2 separate regions of the Homo sapiens genome follow, and region 2 is linked to region 1. Evidence: chromatin loops called from intact Hi-C (ENCODE). Cell type or tissue: breast epithelium. All regions are shown on one strand. Links, peaks and the distances in the headings refer to the core of each region. The heading gives the core; the rest is flanking DNA.

Region 1 (10,946 bases), core at 1,826-9,825:
TCATGCTCCGAGGTCTTTCACCACTCTTGGAGCTTTTTTTTGGAGTTCTTTATTCCAAAAAGTGCGTGTTCTCGAGAAAGACAAAACAAAGCCCAGCATTTCTGTTAGTTCCAGTAAGCGCTTCGAAAAGTCCCAGCTCTCCTTCTGACAACTGTGCTTCCTTTGCGGCCACCGCCACCAGATCTAATTTTTTTTGTTTTGTTTCGTTTTTCTTAAAAATGAGTCTCCAGGCTGGGCGCGGTGGCTCACGCCTGTAATCCCAGCACTTTGGGAGGCCAAGGAGGGCAGATCACCTGAGGTCGGGAGTTTGAGACCAGCTTGGCCAACATGGTGAAACCACGTCTGGGCGTGGTGGCAGGCACCTGTAATGCCAGCTACTCCGGGGGCCGAGGCAGGGGAATCGCTTGAACCTGGGAGGCAGAGGTTGCAGCGAGACGATATTGCACCACTGCACTCTAGCCTGGGCACAGAGCAAGACTCTGTCTCAAAGAAAAAAACAAAAACAAAAAGAGTTTCCTTTGGTGAAAACTTTTTTTAAAAAATTATGAATCCCCTCCCCCTCCTCCTCCTCTCTTCCAATGTTACTCTAGTTTGCTCCTGCTCCTTTCCGAGCAGGAATAACTGCACTCCAGAAAGGACAGGAAGAGGGGCAGGCAAATACTGACGGGGTGTCAAGCTGCCTATAAGAATGAAAGTGGGCGCTCTCTTGGCTTCAAAGGCCTCTGCCCTGGAAAGAACCCAAATGTCCATCAACAGATCAGTGGATCAACAAAATACAGAATATCCCTACTAAGGAATATCATTTGGTCTCAAAAGGAATAAAATTTGAACACTTGGTGCAACATAGATGAACCTTGAAGACATGAAGCTAAAGTGAAAGGAGCAGACACAAAAGGACAAACACTGGGCGAGTCCACTTTCCGGAGGTTCCTAGAGCAGGTAAATTGATAGGGACAGAAGATAGAAAGGAAGTCGTCAGCCGCGCAGGGGAAGAGGGGGCGGGGTGTTAGTGTTTAATGGGGACAGACTTATAGTTTGGGTTGACAAACACCTGGAGTTATAGTTTGGATGACCACACCTGGAGACGGGCGGTGGTGACGGTTGTGCAACAACGCAAATGTACTTAATGCCTCTGAGCTGTGTACTTAAACATGGTTAAAATGGTAAGTTTTATGTCATTTGTATTTTACCACGATTTTTTAAAAAAGTAATTTGTTCTTGACATGTTTTCCACTCAAGAGTCCGGGTTCCAAAGGAATATAAATCATTCTATCACACAGACAATGCACACGTATGTTCATCACAGCACTATTCACAATAGCAAAGACATAGAATCAACCCAAATGTCCATCAATGATAGACTAGATAAAGAAAATGTGGTACATGGGCTAGGCGCGGTGGCTCATGCCTGTAATCCCAGCACTTTGGGAGGCCAAAACGGGCAGATCATGAGGTCAGGAATTCAAGACCAGCCTGACCAACATGGTGAAACCCCGTCTCTACTAAAAATACAAAAAGTAGCCAGGCATGGTGGCACACGCCTGTAATCCCAGCTACTCAGGAGGCTGAGGCAGAAGAATCGCTTGAACTCGGGAGGTGGAGGTTGCAGTGAACCGAGATGGTGCCAATGCACTCCAGCCTGGGCAACAGAGTGAGACTCTGTCTCAAAAAAGAAAAGAAAAGAAAAGAAAGAAAATGTGGTACATATACACCATGGACCACTATGCAGCCACAAAAGAAACAAGATTATGTCCTTTGCAGGGACATGGATGAAGCTGGAAGCCATTATCCTCAGCAAACGAACACAGGAACAGAAAACCAAACACTGCATGTTCTCAGTTATAAGTGAGAGCCTAGCAATCAGAACACAGGGAGGGCAACAACACACACTGGGGCTTGTTGCAGGGGGAATGAGGGAGGGAGAGCATCAGGATATATAGCTAATGCATGCGGGGCTTAATACTTAGGTGACGGGTTGATGGGTGCAGCAAACCACCACGGCACATGTTTACCTATGTAACCAACCTGCACGTCCTGCACGTGTATCCCAGAACTTAAAATTAAATTAGATTAAATTAAATTAAATTAAATTAAATTAAAAAAAAGAAAAAAGAGTCAGGGTTTGCCTTCCTTGAAATTGCTTCTCTTAGAGAAGTCCCGAGCAGCGGAAGTGTTAGCTCGGATGTAGTTTGGATCTGTGTCCCTGCCCAAATCTCATGTTAATTTGTAATTCTCAGTACTGGAGGTGGGGCCTGGTGGGAGGTGATTAGCTCGTGGCGGTGGATTTCTCATGACTATTGTTGTCACAACTGAAGGTGGGGGGAATTCTGTTGTCCTGTAATGGGTAGAGGCCAGAGATGCCAATAAACATTGTGCAGTGCCCTGGACAGCCCCCTAACAACAAAGAATGATGCAGTCCCCAATGTCAGTGGTGCCAAAGTTGAGAAACCTTGTTCTGGAGAGGGAGCCTCGTAATCACCATGGCATGACATGTCCATAATGAGAAAAGCCCAGGGGGCTTGGGAGCACATAGGAGGGACCGTTAGCATGTAATGTTTGTGCTGAAATCAGAAGGATGCACCATGCTGTGGGCAAAGAGGGAAGGCAAAGAGTGCATCAGGCAGATGGCATGGTGTGTGTGAAATCGGGAGACGAGAGAGGGAAGTGCCATTCTCTTAGTGCTGTCCTCACAATAGTGAGTGACTTCTTGCAAGATTTGGCTATTTAAAAATGTGGCACCTCCCCACTCTCTCTCTCTTGCTCCTGCTCCTGCTATGTGACATGCCTGCTCCCCCTTCACCTTCTGCCATGATTGGAAGCTTCCTGAGGCCTCCCCAGAAGCCAAGCAGGTGCCAGCATCATGCTTCCTGTAAAGCCTGCAGAACTGTAAGCCAATTAAACCTCTTTTCTGTATAAATTACCCAGTCTCAAGTATTTCTTTATAGCAATGCAAGAACGTCCTAACATAGCTGCCAAGCGTACTTATTGTAAACTCTGTTGTGTCTGTCTGGTAGTCATCCCTGCTTCTTTTAATAGCAACTCAATTTTTCTGGAAACCTCCCTCTCACTCCCAAACACACACACATGCATTTACTACATTTACCATCTTAGCCCACGTGGTTGGGGTAGAGCTGGCCCAGCCTCCATACCAAGGACCCTGGTCTGGTTGATCAGCATAATCCATCCCCTTAGTTACTTAATATGTGCAGGAATGGGTACAGGACACATATTGGTGCAATCATAGCACTCCCAAGACCCAGGAACAAAGGTATCAGCCCTTTGAACCTGCTGAGAAGGTGGGACATAGGGCTACATCTGCGTGCAACCTTGGAGGGGAAGCTTGACTGAAAGTAATGGCAATGGGAGAAAAAGAGACAAAAGACGCATAGAGATCCACTCCTGATATTTGAGTCCCTGGATCCAGCCATGCCTGAAGCCAGATACTCTTTGACCTTTCAGGGATATGAGTCAAATATTTTTCTATATTGCTGAAGCCTGAATTGAATTTCTGTACTGACAGCTTAGTAGAGTCCTGAGTAAAATCCTTTCAGCAACCCCTTGGGGTGACCTTTTTTTTTTTGAGACGGAGTTTTGCTCTTTCACTCAGGCTGGACTGAAGCAGTGTGATCTCAGCTCACTGCAACCTCTGCCTCCCCGGGTTCAAGCAATTCTCCTTCCTCAATAGCTGGATTATTGGCACCCGCCACCACACCCGGCTAATTTTTGTATTTTTAGTAGAGACAGGGATTCGTCATTTTGGCCAGGCTGGTCTCAAACTCCTGACCTCAGGTGATCCAGCCACCTTGGCCTCCCAAAGTGCTAGGATTACAGGCATGAGCCACCATGCCCGGCTGAGCATTTTGATAATCAATACCTATTTTACAAATCTTCCGAGGTTGAGTATAATTAAGTAATTTGCCCAAGTTCATCTAGACAGAAAGTAATGGAATCATAATTCTATCTCCAGAGTTTGCATGTTTAATCCCTGTCTTGTGTGGCCTCATAAGAGGATGTGAGGAAGACTGTTCTAGCATCAGAGGGTGGTCAAAGTATGTCTTGTAGCCTTGAAGCCCTTACTATTTCCCCCCAGATCTCTGTCCTGTTCTTTTGTCCTTACTTTTCTTGTTTTTACTGCATGATCTTTTCTGTTTCTTCCCTCACTGGTCTTTACCTTTGACTTTCTCCCTTTCTTTCTTAACCTCTTTTCTCCACTATCAGACCTCCTGGCCAGAATCCCCTTTCAATTCCCTCCCACTGTTGACCTTCGAGGATACTAAACAGGAATTTTTTCTTTGTGTACCAGAGCTTCTTAAGCCCTTCCTGCCCCAAATTCAGAGGTGAGCCGGAGCAGGGGAAAGGTGGGATGTGAGGGGAAAGGCAATATATCACTTAGAAAGTAATAAGTCAAACTCAAAATGCTTTAAACATAGGGGGGTTATTATTTCACTGAAGTGGGGTGGGCCCAAGGTTGGATAATCCATGGCTTATTCACTTAAGGACCAAGATTCTTCCTCTTTTTGTATTCCACCATCTTTGGGTTACTCCCCTCATAGTCTAAACGTGGCTGCCATTGCCCAGTTATTATCTTCTCATACAGCCTCATCTGGAGGGAGTAAAGGACTGCATCTTCTTGATAACTTTTTTCTTCCTTCCTTTTTTTTTTTTTTAATGAGACAGGGTTTCACTGTGTCACCCAAGTTGGAGTTCAGTGGAGTAATCTTGGCTAACTGCAGCCTCGACCTCCCAGACTCACGTGATCCTCCTGTCTCAATCTCCTGAGTAGCTGGGACTACAGGCATGCACCATCACAGATGGCTAATTTTTGTATTTTTTATAGAGACAGAGTTTTGCCATGTTGTCCAGGCTGCTCTTGTACTTCTGGGCTCAAGTGATCTGTCCACCCCCCTCAGCCTCCCAAAGTACTAGGATTACAGGCATGAGCCACTGTGCCTGGCTAATACTTTTCTTTCAAGAGCAGGAAATCTTCCCCAGAAGTCCCCTCAGTAGACACCCCCTCACTTCTCATTGGCTGGAGTTGAATCCCAAGCCCACCCTCAAACCAATCCCTGGCAAGGGGAATGGGCTTATCAGACAAGCAACCCAGTTACTATAGCTGTGTAACAAATTATCCTCAAACTTAGAAGCATAAACATTTTTTATGCTAATGGATTCTGAGTCAAGAATTCGGGTGGCAGAAGCAGCCTGTCTCTGCTTTAAGGTGTCTGGAGCCTCAGTCAGAAGTCTTAAAGGCTGGGGCTAGAATCATCCGAAGGCTCACTCACTCCATATCTGGTGGTAGAGACCGGCTGTTGGCTGGAGGCCTGTTTTTCTTCATGGGCCTCTCCATGTGTTCTACCCATGTGGGCAGGCTTGGGCTTCCTCCCAACATGGTGGCTGGGTTCCAGGGATGAAGGGGGTGGGGGAGAGACAGAGACAAGCAAAAGCTACATCGCCTTTTCTGACCTGACCTCAGGAGTCATTCAGGCTCACTTCCACTGCATTCTAGTCGCCGAAGCAGCCACAGAATCCACCCAGGCTCAAATGACAGGGAAATCAATCACCTCTGCCACTTAACAGAGTGTGGCAAGGCCCCGGAAGAGCATGTGAGGCCAGAGAGATCATTATAGCCATTTGGAGAAAATAGCTTCTGCCACACCTGGGTTGGAGCCTACCTTTCCTGAAACTCACCCTCCCTCGGGGCTGTGGGGGAGAGAAGCGGGGTGCTGTTGGTTAGGTGGGAGAAGGGCGAGCAATTGGTGAGTAGGGAACTGCATCTGCTACAAAAGGGACAGGACCTGTGTGCTGGCTCCAGCCACATGAGCCTCCGTGCATTCCTCCCACATACCACGTTCTTCTGCCTCGGGGCCTTGGCACATGCCGTTCACTCTTCCTGGAACATGCTTCCATTCTTGGCCCATCTGATTCTTCCCCATCTTTCCAAGTGCAGCTTCAAGGGCGTTTCCTCCGACAGTCTTGCTGATCTCCAGCCTGAATCAGGTTCCCTTTCTAGAATCGCCCAGAGCAGACCCTGCTGTTCGCTCCTGGCCTTCTCACGGCGATTAAGAACTCATCACAGGCATGCAGGGTCCTGGTTATAGGTGTGGCCTCTGAACCAGGCACCTCGTATTCAAATCCAGGCCCTGCTCCTCACTGGCTGAGCAACCTCGGGCAAGTCTCTTGACCTCTGTCAGCCTTGGTTCCCTGATTGAGGATCCTAACAATCAACCTACAGGATCAGGTTCTTATGAAGATTAAATGCGATACTAGAGGCAAAGCTCTCAGGTGAGTGCCTGGCACATGGCAGGTGCCTGGTCTGCCCCTATTCTCGAATCTGTTCCGTGTCTCTCTCCCCTGGCAAACTGCAGGAGTGTCTGCTATGCTCACCCCCAGCCCATTCTTCTTAATCCCCAGCATGGCCATGTGGCCCATGTGGTGTCGGCAGTAAATCAATATTTGTTGAATGAATTAATAAATGAATAAATGAGTAAGTCTTCTTCCAACAGAAATGACCTCAGACTTGATTTCAACTAGAAGCCCAGATGAACACACCTGCTCAGATCGTGCATTTGCCCCAGCGTGTGGACTCCTTATTAAGGGCCTTAAGATTCCATGGGAATCCGCAGAGCACAGATGTGTGTATGTGGGGTGCGGGGGGTGAGGTGTGGGTTGGGGGATGCTGGGCGGGAGCAGCGGTTGCCCAGCCTTTGCCAGGGAAGGGCCGGTTGTGTGGGTGGAGCCCATCTGCAAGGCAATCACACTTCAAAAGCAGAGGCTGAAGGCAAGTGGAGACTCGCTCCTGCTTGCTCCTGAGCCTCCAGGGCTTCCCAGCTTCCACCTCTGATCTCGGAAGTCTTACCTGTTCAAGTGGGGGAGGGCAAGGGGCAGCTGGAGCTCCCAAGGTTCTCCGCACCCCACCCTCACTTCAGACCAACACACAATAAGTTATTGTACCAGGACACTTACCAGCAATAAAATGAGTAAAGAAAGTTTTTTTTTCAGCAAACAAGTTATTTCATAGAGGGAGCTCTGGGAAGGGGCAGAGAAGCCTCTGAAGGGAACAAACAAGTGGGGTCAGGTTGGACTCCGCCAGGCTCCCACCTCCTCTCCTCGCTGTGCACAAACCACCCTGTGCCCAGGGATGAAAGCTCCCCAGGAAACCCGGAAACAGCACCCGGGAGGCAGGCTGGCCCTGGGACAGGCCCCCAGCCATGGGTGGGGATGGCTTGGCTGGGTCCTTCCTTGATTTAACTATTTTAATCCAGCAGCTCCTAGAGGCACACACGAGGATAGACATTACCTCTGCAGGAAGGGCTGGAAAAAACTTAGAGGGTTCACTCCCACAGCCCGTGGAAAGCTCAGCAGGCCGGTCAGGTGTGAACTAGGGAAGAGGAAGCACTCCCCTGCCAGGAAAGCCAGAGAGCCCAGCCTCACCTCGGCCCCAGCCGCCTCCCTCCCACCTGAGACACTCACTCCATCTTAGAACCATCTTTCCTGCTCACGCCTCTCCCCAGTCACTGCTTTGAGCAATAAGATGTTAATCCCTTTCCAAGAGGTACAGGAAATTAAAAGCAGAAGCACTGAAGACCTTGTGAGGAACAAATTAATCCCACCACACCCACCCCTTTAACCTGTTCTCCACCTCCCCAGGAGCGCTCCCCCAAATTCCCGCTGTCTTTGTGAGCCATGGTGTGTGCGTGGGGAGCTCCGCTGCCACGGTCTTATTTTGCAGATGAGTAAGTCGGGGCTCAGTGAGGTTTGGAAGTGATTTGGTTAAAGGTGCAGGGACGTTTTGTCACCAGAAATTCACATCCCGTGGAGAAGGTAAGAGGGAGGAGATGACAGTCGGGCAAGTATTATTCCAGAGACATTCTATGAGTTTGCGAGGTCACTTGGCAAATGAGTAGGAGGAAGGGACAGGGATGGAGGAGAAACAGGGCTCCTGAGTTCAAGTTGAGACAAAGGGGTTTCAGAATTTCTGCCTCGGAGGGGCTCAAGGCTAAGCCCAGATGTAAGGGGAGCCTAGGCATGTCTGAAGCCTCCACTCACAGAGGAAGCATGGTTTTTACTTAGAGAGTATGTTAGTTCATTCATTTGTATGTTCATCTCCCCTTGGCACCGCCCCTGAGGTGAGCAATTCAGGAAACTGAGGCCCATTTGCATGCAGCCAGGGTGAGAGGTGCCTATGTCTGTCTGCCCTGGCAGAAAGAAGAACCCCGGGGGATGCAGGAGGTCACGGGTGACAGTGTGTGCCCGGTGGCTGTCCTTATGGCTTTTTTCTTCACTGTTAATCCTCTAATGAGCAAGGTGAAAAGAAACCCGCGCCTGCTCAGCCACCCTGCAGGGAGTTGGCTCACGGGCCTGGGCCTTGGGCTCCACAAAATACTCAGGGAAAAAGAGGCTGAAACTCCTCCTCCTCGTGGAGTTGGGGTTTATAATTACGTTCTCCAGGGCTGAGCCAGCAAGTCGTGTCAAAAACGCAGTGGCTGGCCGTGTCCCTGCCTTGATCAGCTGTCCTGGTGGGCCTGGGGCTCCCTGAATAAACTGCTTTATGCCGCCTGTGCCCTGCAAGTGGGCGGCTGTCCGGCGGGGCGTGACTGCCTCTCCTCACTGTCTCCTAATATCCAGTCTTACCCCCAATCCCCCTGCCTCTGCAGCCCCTCCCCCTCTTGGTCTACACAGCAGGATTTGCTTCTCCATCTGTCAGGGTTATTGGAAGCTTCTTCAGCACGAAAGTACTCAGTGCCTTCTGTGGGCCAACACGCTGCTGGGCTCCGGGGAGACACCATGGGGAACAGACAGACCTGCTCTCACGGACCTTACAGTCTAGTGGGGAAGGAAAAGGCTAGAGGAATAAATATCAAGTTGTAAGTTGTGACGAGCTCAGCCAAGGAGGTAAAGAGGATGCTATGAGAGGCCAGTCACAGTGGCTCACCCCTGCAATCCCAGCACTATGGGAGGCCGAAACAGGAGAATCACTTGAGCCCAGGAGTTTGAGACCAGTCTGGGCAACATGGCAACATCCCATTGCTACAAAAAATGTGAAAATTAGCAGAGTGTGATGGTGTGCACCTGCAGTCCCAGTGACTCGGGAGGCCGAGGTGGGAGGATCACTTGAGCCTGGGGAGGTTGAGGCTGCAGCGAAGTATGGTGGTGCCCCTCCACTCCAGCCTGGGCTACAGAGCAACGCCAGTCTCAAAAAAAAAAAAAAAAAAAGGAGGGTACTATGAGGCCACAGGGACCAAGCTACACTCGCCAGGTGGCCCGGGCAGGCCTCTCTGAGGAAGGAGGGCCAGATAAGGGGCCATGCTGGGGGGAGAAGGAGGTAGCCAGGGACAAGGTCCAACCTGAGGCAGGAGGCAGGGTGCTGAGCTGAGCCCCCGCTGTCCCCAGGGCTCTCTGTGAACTCACTCACTCACTCTCCCGAGGAACGGGTGAGCCAGCATCATCCGTGCCCTGCAAGTAAGACGGCTGCAGAGAGGCCCAGCATTTTGCCTAAGGCTGCTGAGCTTATAAGTGGCAGAGGCAGGATTTGAACACAGGCCACTCACCTGGCCCCAGAGCCAGTGTGTATAATAGGCCACCTCACCCTGGGGGAGGCTGCCGGCATGTGGCGCCACTGCTGCAAAGGCCCTGTGCCTCTGAGGCGCTGGCTACCTGCTTGCCTCTCCCAGAGCAAGCCAGGCAAGGCTTCACCATGGATCAGAAGGCACCCATCTCCCTGCCCAGGGGTGTCGAGCCCCTTGGCACCACAGAAAGGAAGGAAGTGAGGGGATTGAGTCACTATACCTGGGGAAACTGAGGCTGAGAAGAGACTCCAGGTCCTTGGAGATTGGAGGGATGTGGGTCCTGATCCATCGGTCTGTGCCCAGCTGCCTCACCACCGCCTCTCTCCTGATTTGGGCTCCCCAGGCCCCAGCATGGAGCCTGCAGCCTGGTGCCCAGTAGAGGCTTTTTGATTAATTCACTGACCATCAATTTACAAGGTTTTCCTCAGCTTGGACCATGAAATCTGCATATCCACACCTGGTCCCTACCAGGGTTTTCAGTGTGTGTCGAGGTCAGAGTGTGTGTGAGTGTGTCTGTGTGTGTGAGGGGGAGGAAGTGTGTGTCTGTGAGTGTGTCTGTGGGGGGGAGTGAGTGTGTCTGTGTGTGGGGGAGGGAGTATCTGTGAGTGTCTGTGTGTGTGTAGGGATCGGAGTGTGTGAGTGTGTCTGTGTGTGAGTGTGTCGGGGTTGGAGTGTGTGTCTGTGAATGTGTCTGTGTGTGAGTGTGTGCGGGAGGCAGTGTGTCTGTGAGTGTGTCTGTGTGTGAGTGTGGGGGGAGGGAGTGTGTGTGTGAGTGTGTGGGGGGAGGGAGTGTGTGCCTGTGAGTGTGTGAGGGGAGTGTGTGTGCATGTGCATAGGAATGAGAGTGTGTCTGTGTCTGTGTGTGTGTGTGACTGTGTCTGTGTGTGAGTGCATGAGCATGTGTGTGAGAGTGTGTGTGCACGAGTCCCACCAACCTTGGGGAACACTGGCCCAGAAGAAGCAAGTGTATGTGTGTGAGAAAGCATGTGTGTGCGTGTGTGTGTGAGTTCGCATTTTCTGGGTGTGTGTGTGTGTAGAGGGAGAGTGTTGTGTGAGACTGTGTTTGTGTATAAAAGTGTATGAGAGTGTGTGCTTGCATGTGAGAGTGTGTCTGGGTGTGCATCAATAACCATAAGGGTGTGTGTATGTGTGTAAGCGTCTGTGTGTGAGTATGTGGATGTGTGCTGAGTGCATTGGCAGTGCGAGAATGCGGGGAAATGTTTGTGTGAGGATTGTGCCTGCTTGTGTTGCACGGACCTGTTTTCCAGCAGCTACCAGACAGGTCGGGAGTGTGAATGGGCCGATTGTTAACCTCAGAGGCAGGGAAGGAAAGCAGCCTTTTGTCCTGCGGGGAGCTGAGAGCTAGGAATGCGAGATGCT
Region 2 (10,946 bases), core at 1,452-9,451, 160 kb after region 1:
TGTGTATTTATTCTTTTTTTTTTTTTTTTTTTTTACCATTGTCTTTTTCTTTTCTTTCTTTTTTTGAGACAGAGTCTTGCTGTTGTCACCCAGGAGTATAGTGGCACGATCTCAGCTCACTGCGCAACCTCCACCTCCCAGTTCAAGTGATTCTCCTGTCTCAGCTTCTTAAGTAGCTAAGATTATACAGGTGTGCACCACCATGCCCAACTAATTTGTTGGGTTTTTTGTTTTGTTTTGTTTTTGTTTTTGAGACAGAGTCCTGCTCTGTCACCCAGGCTGGAGTACAGTGGCACAATGTCGGCTCACTTCAACCTCCGCCTCCCGGGTTCAAGCGACTCTTCTACCTCAGCCTCCTGAGTAGCTGGGATTACAGGAGCGTGTCACCACACTCAGCTAGTTTTTGTATTTTTAGTAGAGACGGGGTTTCACCATGTTGGTCAGGCTGGTCTCAAATTCCTGACCTCATGATCCGCCCACCTCGGCCTCCCAAAGTGCTGGGATCACAGGCATGAGCCACCATGCCAGACCAGCCCAGCCCAGCCCAGCCCAGGCTGGTCTCGAACCCTTGACCTCAGGTGATCCACCCACCTCGGCCTCTCAAAGTGCTGCGATTACAGGCATCACCACACCAGGCCTCTTTTTTCTTTATTTTTAATTTTTATTTTTAGAGATAGTCTTGCTCTGTTGCCCAGGCTGGAGTACAGTGTGGTGATCATAACTCACTGCAGCCTCCAACTCTTGGGCTCAAGCGATCCTCCCACCTCAGCCTCCTGAGTAGCTGGGGCTGTAGTAGTCATGCCCCATCACATCCGGCTAATTTTTTTTCTTTTTTTTTTTTAAGACCGTACCCATATCCGTTAGGTTTTTAAAGCTTTTCCTTTCTCTGTCACTCAGGCTGGAGTCCAGTGGCACAATCTCGGCTCACTGCAACCTTTGCCTCCCAGGTTCAAGCAATCCTCCTGCCTCAGCCCCCTGAGTAGCTGGGATTACAGGTGCTCACCACCATGCCCAGCTAATTTTTGTATTTTTGGTAGAGACGGGGTTTTGCCATGTTGCTTGGGCTGGTCTTGAACTCCTGGCTCAAGTGATCCACCCACCTCAGCCTCCAAAAGTGCTGTGATTACAGGTGTGAGCAACTGCACCCAGCCCGGCTAATTTTTGAAAATATTTTTCTTAGAGATGGGTCTTGTGTAGGAAGAGTGGATGGATGAGCAAGGAATTGACAATGGGCCAACTGGATGGAAGAATGCCCACGGAGGGTACAGCAGTTAGTAAGCACCCGGTAAACAAAAGTACTATATGTCATGTTTACAATGGACATCACATAAATAACATCTATCAGTGTATGTATATACAGTATGTCACATGACACTATATGACATATACAGTACATATCACTACATATACAATATATGTCACTATAGATCATGTTTACAACATACCTCATGATTTAAAGTGGCACAATGCCTAGCAGATAGTAAACCTTCAGTAAATAAAACCTATTATTACTAGGTTTTTGGGGGCTTTTTTGAGACAGAGTCTCGCTCTTGCGCTCAGGCTGGAGGGCAGTGGCGCGATTTTGGCTCACTGCAACCTCCACCTCCCAGGTTCAAGCGATTCTCCTGCCTCAGCCTCCCAAGTAGCTGGGACTACAGGTACCTGCCACCACACCCGGCTAACTTTTTGTATTTTAGTAGAGACAGGGTTTCTCCTCGTTGCCCGGGCTGGTCTCAAACTCCTGAGCTCAGGCAATGTGCCCGCCTCCACCCACCAACGTGCTAGAATTACAGGCGGGAGCCACCGCGCCTGGCCATCACTGACTTTTTTAAACCTCCTAAAATGACTTTTAAAAATACATTAAGTAAAAAAGCACAGTGTAGGCCAGGCGGGCGGTGGCTCATGCCTTTAATCCCAGCACTTTGGGAGGCCGTGAGCTCAGGAGTTCAAGAGCAGCCTGGGCAACATGGAGAAACCCCATCTCTACAAAACATAAAATAGTTAGCTGGGCGTGGTGGCATCTGCCTGTAGTCCCAGCTTCTCGGGAGGCTGAGGTCGGAGGATCATTTGAGCCTGGGAGGCGGAGGTTGCAGTGAGCAGAGATTGTACCACCGCATGCCAGCCTGGGCGACAGAGTGAGAGACCCTGTCCCCTCCAAAAAAAAAAAGCATAGTGTAAAATATATACCATATGCTACCATTTGTGGAAAAAAAAAAAAGAAAAATACATATGTTGTTACATTTTCATAAAATGTCTCTGAGAGGAGACACAAGGAACCAGAAACAGTTGCCTCGGGAGAATGCAGCTGGGACGCTGGGGCAGTGGAAGACTTTTCAGTGGCTCCTTGTGAATTTGGAGCCCTAAGAACATAATACCTACAATTTTTAATTTTTATTTATTTTAGAGACAGGGTCAATCTCTGTCACACAAGCTGGAATGCAGCGGCACGATCATAACTCACTACAGCCTCAACTCCCGGGCTCAAGCCATCCTCCCACCTCAGCCTCCAAAGTAGCTGGGACTACAGGCAGGCGCCACCATGCCAAGCTAATTTTTTAATTTTTTAATTTTTTATAGAGATGGGGTCTTGTTATGTTGCCCAGGCTGGTCTTGAACTCCTAGGCTCAAGTGAGGAGGCCTGAACTCCACCTCAGCCTCCCAAAGTGCTGGGATTACAGGTGTGAGCCACCATGTCCAGCCAGTAATACCTACAATTTTTTTTTTTCAAAAAATAAAACTCTTGACACACAGTAAATTCTCTGTTGATGGAAGCTATTATGGTATGATGATGATAATGATTATCATTATTGTCATATCAAATCCTCATCTTCCCTAAGGAAGCAGGTTCCTTGGGGACCATGAGCCACAAGTAGTGTGAGTCCTGATGTGCAGCAGGACCTACTCTAGCAGCTGATCCCCGCGTCACAGTGGCCACAGGCATCCCATCGCATCAAACACTGAGGGAAAGACATGTCCCTGGGAGAGAACTACCAAAGACAGCACAGGAAGATGGCAAGAAATAGCTCTCATTCCTTCCCTCTGGCAGCCAGAGGTACCAGGACATGGAATACCCACTTCTTTCTTTCAGCATCACTTTCTACAAAAAGCTTTAAAAACCTAATGGAGTCCGGTGTGGTGCCTCATGCCTGTAATCTCAACTCTTTGGGAGGTCAAGGCGGGAGGATGACTTGAGCCCAGGAGGTGAAGACCAGCCTGGGCAACGTAGTGAAACTCATCTATAAAAAATAAGCAAAATTAGCCCAGATGTAACGGTGCATGCCTGCAGTCCCAGCTACTCAGGAGGATGAGGCAGGAGGATCACTTGTGCCCAGGAGGTCGAGGCTGCAGTGAGCCAAGATTGCACCGTGGCACTCCAGTCTCAGTGACAGAGCAAGACCCTGTCTCAAGAAACCTAAACCAACATCGGTTCCATGTCACTGACCTAGGCAGGGTTTAACATAAGGGATCTTGTAATGTGGTCTCATAACAGCCTCAAAGGTGTTAGGTCCAGGTGTCACACAGCCTCAATTCCTTCTTGCCTTCCTGGGTGCCAGCATGCCTTGGACAGGGGAGGTGAAACTGTAGCTGTTCCAACAGGAGGGCTGAGGTAACCCCTGAGGTTTAGATGTATAATCTTCATAGGTCAATAGGAATTTGGCTAAAAAGCACACACACAGTAGGTTCAGGCAGACCTTTGCATCAGTCAAGGCTCAGCTCAGATGTCACCTCTTCCACGAAGCTGCAATGACTGCACCTGTCTGAAATGAGCTGCCCTGGTCACTACCTGTTTTATTTTCTTCCAAGCACTATTGCTATCTAAAATGCTCTTTGGGGACCAGGCACAGTGGCTCACGCCTGTAATCCCAGCACTTTGGGAGGCCAAGGCGGGTGGATCACCTGAGGTAAAGAGTTCGAGACCCATCCTGGCCAATATGGTGAAACCCCGTCTCTACCAAAAATACAAAATATTAGCCAGGCATGGTAGCAGGCGCCTTTAATCCCAGCTACTCGGGAGGCTGAGGCAGGAGAATCACTTGAACCCGGGAGGCAGAGGTTGCAGTGAGCTAAGATCACGCCATTGCACTCCAGCCTGGGCAACAGAGCGAGACCCCGTCTCAATAAATAAAATAAAATGCTCTTTATCGTCTGGCTCCACCACTAGACCAAGCTCCCTGCCAGCAGGGCCAGACTCTACCCAGTTCACACCTATGCCCCCATGCTTAGAACACAGCCCAGCCTCCAGGAGGTATTCAATAAACATTTGTTGAATAAATGGAAACACAACCAGCAAGACTTCACCCCTCCTTGCCCCTCCAAAGTGAAGAAGTACAGAGAAAGTTGTGCTCAGTGCTCGAGAGAAATGGACGGAGCTGGAATTACACACACACAACCCAGTCTATTCAGCAGCCAGTGGCTGAGTGCTCCCTTCAAAACACAAGATTCGGAAGTTTCTGTGGCCCAAACCCCACTGGCTTCCCCATGTCCCCGGGGGTAAGATCCAGAGTCTGCGTCCTCCCTACATCTGCTGTTCACCCCACCCTCCCCACTCCAGCCACAGGGTCCTTTCTGCTCTCCCATGAAAATCCCAGCACACCCCCACCTCAGGGCCTTTGCACATGCTCCTCCCTCTCTGGGATTCCCTCCTTAAGTATCTGCACTGCATGCCCTCTCATCTTCCGGCTTTGGCTCAAGTTTGTGTGTGTGTTCTCACCTGGAACATTTATTTTTATTTTCTCTAACCATTTGTTAAGAACAGATTCTAGAAACCAAGGCACAGAGGGACTCACTGAGAGACCTGGAGATCCTAAGTTTGGAAAAGATGGGAGGTTTGAAGGAAGCAGGATAGCAGCCTAAAAATACATGAAGGGGCAGGGTGCAGGAGTTAAGGCCTGTAATCCCAGCACCTGGGGAGGCCGAGGTGAAATTCTTTCTGGTGGGCCGGCCCCAATCCACACATGGCCCTGAGCCCTGAAGAGGCTCTGGAAAAGGAACTGCCCATAGACCCCACCCCATAGCCCAGGCTCAGCCGTATGATTCAATGTGGGTGCTTACTGGGCATTGAGCTAGTGCGTGGAGAGACCCTAAAGCACAAGACAGACATAGCTCTGGCCCTCATGACCTCAGGGTCTACTGAAGAAGCCAGACTGTTTGTTTTGTTTTGTTGCTTTTTTCTGTTTGTTTGTTTTGAGATGGAGTCTCGCTCTGTCGCCCAGGCTGGAGTGCGGTGGCGCGATCTCGGCTCACTGCAAGTTCCGCCTCCCGGGTTCAGGCCATTCTCCTGCCTCAGCCTCCTGAGTAGCTGGGACTACAGGCGCCCGCCACAACACCCGGCTAATTTTTGTAATTTTTTTTTTTTTTAGTAGAGACGGGGTTTCACTGTGTTAGCCAGAACGGTCTCGATCTCCTGACCTCGTGATCCGCCCGCCTCGGCCTTCCAAAGTGCTGGGATTACAGGCGTCAGCCACCGCGCCCGGCCCAGACTGTTTGTTTTTGGGATAGGGTCTCGCTCTGTTACCCAGGCTGGAGTGCAGTGGCACCATCACAGCTTACTGCAGCCTCAACCTCCTGGGCTCAAGGGATCCTTTCACCTCAGCCTCCTAAGTGGCTAGGGCTACAGGCAAGCACCACCAACCCTAATTTTTTTCATTTTTATCTTTTTGTAGAGACAGTCTCCCTATCTTTCCAGGCTGGCCTTGAACCACAGTGTCCCAACTGCTTGGTGCCCTCTGGGTGCAGTAGGAGCCCAAGAGCAGGAGGACATCCCCTGGAGAGGATGCTGGGGACACAGAGCAAGTTACACCCCTCTCCAGAATGGATGTGACTCAATAACATTTTTGAACTAGAAGATGGAAGGCAGTGGTCCCTAAACTCAGCTCATGGTCAAGATCACCAAGTCTGTTTTTAATAAAATACAGATTCCTGGATCCTAAACCCAGAGTTCCTGATTCAGTAAGTCAAAGGCCACACAAGGGCATCAATATTAATCCTTCCACACACTTCTGGTGACCTGATAGGTTTAGTCACTGTTTGGAGGGGATACCTTGAAGAACCCAGTTAAAAGAAACAAGCAGACCGGGCGCGGTGGCTCATGCCTGTAATCCCAGCACTTCGGGAGGCAGAGGCAGGTGGATCACTTGAGCCCAGGAGTTCAAAACCAGCTTGAGCAATAGGGAGAAATGCTGTCTGTACACAAAATTTTAAAATTAGCCAGGCATGGTGGTGCACACTTGTGGTCCCAGCTACTTGGGAGGCTGAAGTGGGAGGATCCCTTGAGCCTGGGAGGTCGAGGCTACATTGAGCTAGGATTATACTTCTGTACTCCAGCCGGGGTGACACAGCAAGACCCTGTCTCATTAAAAAAGCAGATATGGATTTATTGTCTCACAGCTCTAGAGACTAGAAATCCAAAATCCAAATCTCAGCAGGGCCGTGCTCCTTCTGAAATCTGGAGGGGAGAATCCTTCCTTGCTTCTTCCAGCTTCTGGTGGTAGCTGGCAATCCTTAATGTTCCGTGGTTTTTAGCCACATCCCCCTACTCTCCACTTCCCCTGTCACATAGCATTATCCCATCTGTGTCGTCTTTTTTTTTTTTTTTTTTTTTGAGATGGAGTCTCGCTCTGTTGCCCAGGCTGGAGTGCAGTGGTGCAATCTCGGTTCACTGCAAGCTCCGCCTCCCGGGGTCACGCCATTCTCCTGCCTCAGCCTCCCAAGTAGCTGGGACTACAGGCACCCGCCACCACTCCCGGCTAATTTTTTTGTATTTTTAGTAGAGACAGGGATTCACTGAGTTAGCCAAGATGATCTTGATCTCCTGACCTCATGATCCGCCTGCCTCAGCCTCCCAAAGTGCTGGGATTACAGGCGTGAGCCACCGCACCCGGCTTATTTATTATTATTATTTTTTGAGTTGGAATTTCACTCTTGTTGCCCAGGCTGGAGTGCAATGGCACAATCTTCGCACAACCTCCGCCTCCCGGGTTCAAGTGATTCTCCTGCCTCAGCCTCCCAAGTAGCTGGGATTACAGGCGTGCACCACCACGCCCGGCTAATTTTGTATTTTTAGTAGAGACAGGGTTTCTCCATGCTGGTCAGGCTGTCTGAAAGAACTCCTGACCTCAGGTGATCCACCCACCTCAGCCTCCCAAAGTGCTGGCATTAAAGGCGTGAGCCACCACGCCCAGCATCTTCTGATAGAGTCTCACTCTGTCACCCAGGCTGGAGTGCAATGGCACGATCTCAGCTCACTGCAACCTCCACCTCCTGGGTTCAAGTGATTCTCCCACCTCAGCCTCCCAAGTAGCTAAGATTAGGCACTCACCATCACGCCCAGCTAATTTTTGTATTTTGAGTAGAGACGTGGTTTCACCATGTTAGCCGGGTTGGTCTTGAACTCCTGACCTCAGGTGATACGCCCACCTCGGCCTCCTAAATTGCTGGAATTACAGGCATAAGCCACCGCACCCAGGCTTATTCTCTTCTTATATGAACATGTCTTACTGGATTAAGGCCTACTCTACTCCAGTAGGACCTTGGCTCAAATTACCTGCACCAACCCTATTTCCAATTAAGGTCACATTCTGAGGTACTGGGAATTTAGGACTTGAACAAATCTTTTGGGGGCAGCATTCAACCCACAACAACTGTGAAGTCCCAAATGCTTTCCAGCCTCAGCAAAGGCCAGATGCCAAGGTGTCCTCTTCAACTCACCCACGTTCACATTCTCGTAGGGAGTGTCACTCCTGAAGGCCGAGATCTTCCTGGAAAACGTTGAGAAGCCACAGTAACACCACATGTGTCTTGAAACACACACACACACACACACACACACACGGACTTGACCTCGTAAACATTCCTTGGACAGGACCCTGGAATTATGCCTTTCAATTCTATTTGGTTTCCGTGCTTTTCTTCTACCCATTTCCCCCATCTAGATGTTATCCAAAAGAAGTCAGGAAATTACAGCGTTTATGCCTGTGCCAAAAATAATTGAGCGTTCCATGCAACTATGGGCTCTAACGTAAGAGTTACTTTTTGTAAAGCCTAAGGTCAAGTTTGTTTCTGCAGAAGATCATGTTACTAGCAGACAGAGACCTTCAAGGTATGATCTGCCTTGTATCAATATGGACCTTGTGCATGACAGCAGTCTGTATTGGCAAACCTGGGAGGGGTGAGGTTTTGATGGCTCCAAGCATCATCAAGACTCCCAGGGTGGTGACCTGTAGATTTCAGAAAAGCAAATGAGGACTACTAATATGGAAGAGAAACCCATGGTATACTGAGATCTGAAAAAGTTAAGTCAACAATTACCATTATCAGCTGGATGCAGTGGCTCACGTCTGTAATCCCAACACTTTGGGAGGCCAAGAAAGGCAGATCACCTGAGGTCAGGAGTTCAAGACCAGCCTGACGAACATGGTGAAACCCTGTCTCTACTAAAAATACAAAAATTAGCTGGGCATGGTGATGCACGCCTGTAATCCCAGCTACTTGGGAGACTGAGGCAGGAGAATCGCTTGAACCCAGGAGGCAGAGGCTGCAGTGAGCCGAGATTGTGCCATTGCACTCTAGCCTGGGCAATAAGGGTGAAACTCCATCTCAGGAAAAAAAAAAAAAAAAATTACCACTATCATCCAAGAGCAAGATCTACTCCTGGGAAGAGCGTATCCAAGCATTGCAACATCAAAATGCCAAAAGCAAACCCTTTGTCTCTAAACAAGGGGAAAACTCGTACTGCCCACTGAGCTTAGCTGGCCAGGGAGGACTTTGCTAAGGATCCCGACTTCACTCCATCACCTGTCAAACACAAGCAAAAGAATCTCAGGGCTGTTCTTCCCCTTTGTGGCAACAGCAGCTGCTTCCAGGTTCTTCACCTACTTGCTAAGGAAGGCAAATTAAACCGCCACCCCATGATACCCCCTACCAACTTGCAAAAGGAAAAGACTGGAAAACGTTCAGAAGTCCTCGGAAGTAACAGCAACCTCCTTAATAATGCACAGCAGCCAACGTTTCCCCAGGGAATCTCGATGGGCTCCAGAAACCCAACCACTGCCAAGTCATCAGAGAAGTTTCTCTTTGTTTCTCACCCACCCATGACCCTACCTTGTTTTGTTTATTAACATTCAAATATAAGAACCTTTGGTCTCAGAGCTTACTGATACTAGACCCCCAAAAAGAAAAGAATGATGGCCACTGCATGGAATCATTTCAATGAGAAACAGACCAGTCATCCCTTTTCTAACCCACAACTTAAATTGTGCACACATGGAAGGTAAGACAACCAAGAACTGCTATTGAAAACACTCTCTCTGCCCTTTCAGGAAATCTATAGGTGCCCCTATCTGCAGGGCCCGGGGCACCTTCCAAGTGCCAGGTACCCAGATGGCCAAAGTACCCAGTCAACAGATGGGCAATCCCGCCGACAGTCTCTCTCACATAAGTGGAATTCTAGGCAGTATATACCCTTCAGACAACTGATGGGGTTTCTTTCAGTGCAACCAGGGAAAAAAAGGAAGCGTATCTTTATTTCTTCTGTCAGAGGGCCAAGACATCAGTGATATCATGTGCCTCCACAGCCAGTGTGCCACAACAGCACAGGGCAAGGGGAAAAGGGAGGGTGATTCCCACTAACATGGGGCTTGAAACAAAACCCACTCTGGGCCACGAGAAGCGAGGGTCCACCAACCTAATGCCAAAGGGCACTGCACCCTTATTTCACAAGTAAGCAAGAGTTTCCAGAAAAATCTGCAAGGGAGGGCTGGGCGCGGTGGCTCACGCCCGGAATCCCAGTACTTTGGGAGGCCGAGGCAGGTGGATCACGAGGTCAGGAGGTCGAGACCATCCTGGCTAACATGGTGAAACCCCGCCTCTACTAAAAAATACAAAAAAATCAGCTGGGCGTGGTGGCGGGCGACTGTAGTCCCAGCTAGTCGGGAGGCTGAGGCAGGAGAATGGTGTGAACCGAGGAGGCGGAGCTTGTAGTGAGCTGAGATCATGCCATTGCACTCCAGCCTGGGCAACAGAGCGAGACTCCATCTCAAAAAAAAAAAAAAAAAAAAATCTGCAAGGGAGCTAATGTTTCAGTAGGATCCTCTTGAGGGGACCTGGTTTTTGGCTACAGCATCAGCTCAGGTGTTGGGAAGAAAAACTCATTATCGTGCATCAGACTCAAGAGCTCAGTGGCAGTCCCCAGACTTCCAGTGGGGATGTGGAGAAAGAACCCGGCAAGTAAGAAGCACTGCTTGGGCGGGCGTGGTGGCTCACGCCTGTAATCCCAGCACTTTGGGAGGCTGAGGCAGGTGGATCATGAGGTCAGGAGATCAAGACCATCCTGGCTAACAGGGTGAAACCCTGTCTCCACTAAAAATACAAAAAAAATTAGCCGGGTGTGGTGGCGGGTGCCTGCAGTCCCAGCTACTCAAGAGGCTGAGGCAGGAGAATGGCATGAACCCGGGAGGCGGAGCTTGCAGTGAGCCGAGATCGAGCCACTGTACTCCAGCCTGGGCAACAGAGTGAGACTCCATCTCAAAAAAAAAATAAAAAAGAAGCACTGCTTGTGATTCCCTTCAATCCTTGGTTGACTTTGGGGCGTTTCCAGAACACTGACTGCGTTGCAATTCAGCACAGCTCCTAAAAGCCAGACTCTGGTCCAAAAGCAAGTTAAGATGCTGATAACAGAATAGCCCTTTTTCTTTCAGCCCTTTGCCCCCATAACTTCCTCTTAACACTCAACATTTCAAGCCTTGATTGAGAGATAACTGCCAACCTAAGATCTCTTTTCACCACTCCAAAGCAAAGCAATTGTGATCTTGTCATATCAACCAGATAAATCCAACTTAATGGGAATGCTTGGTGGCCAAGGACAAGATGCCAAGAGCAAAGCACTGGGTTGGCAGAGTTTAAGTTACTTAATAACATCCAACGCCAACATTAAGTCAGGAATCGTTGGG

The links. Peaks named below come from ENCODE experiments on the same cell type or tissue, not always from the same donor. Only the 100,000 strongest peaks of a DNase experiment are listed, where the experiment ranks them.
Region 2: it touches region 1 in a loop (3-fold over the local background); 3 of 110 quality-filtered maps call a loop at or near these places.

The regions. Positions count from the first base shown.
Region 1 is chr20:56,804,779-56,815,724 of GRCh38, reverse strand. No RefSeq gene overlaps it. Among named protein-coding and RNA genes, the nearest start is that of TFAP2C, 180 kb to the right of the region's middle. RefSeq lists enhancers at 6,440-7,068, 7,700-8,329, 8,330-8,960, 10,213-10,946 and a silencer at 10,798-10,946. In breast epithelium, for the core only: no CTCF peak of the experiment used is centred there; DNase peaks (open chromatin) are centred at 5,384, 5,854, 6,764 and 7,404; H3K4me3 peaks cover 3,437 bases; H3K27ac peaks cover 5,637 bases.
Region 2 is chr20:56,640,448-56,651,393 of GRCh38, reverse strand. No RefSeq gene overlaps it. Among named protein-coding and RNA genes, the nearest start is that of TFAP2C, 17 kb to the right of the region's middle. In breast epithelium, for the core only: no CTCF peak of the experiment used is centred there; no DNase peak of the experiment used is centred there; H3K27ac peaks cover 2,016 bases.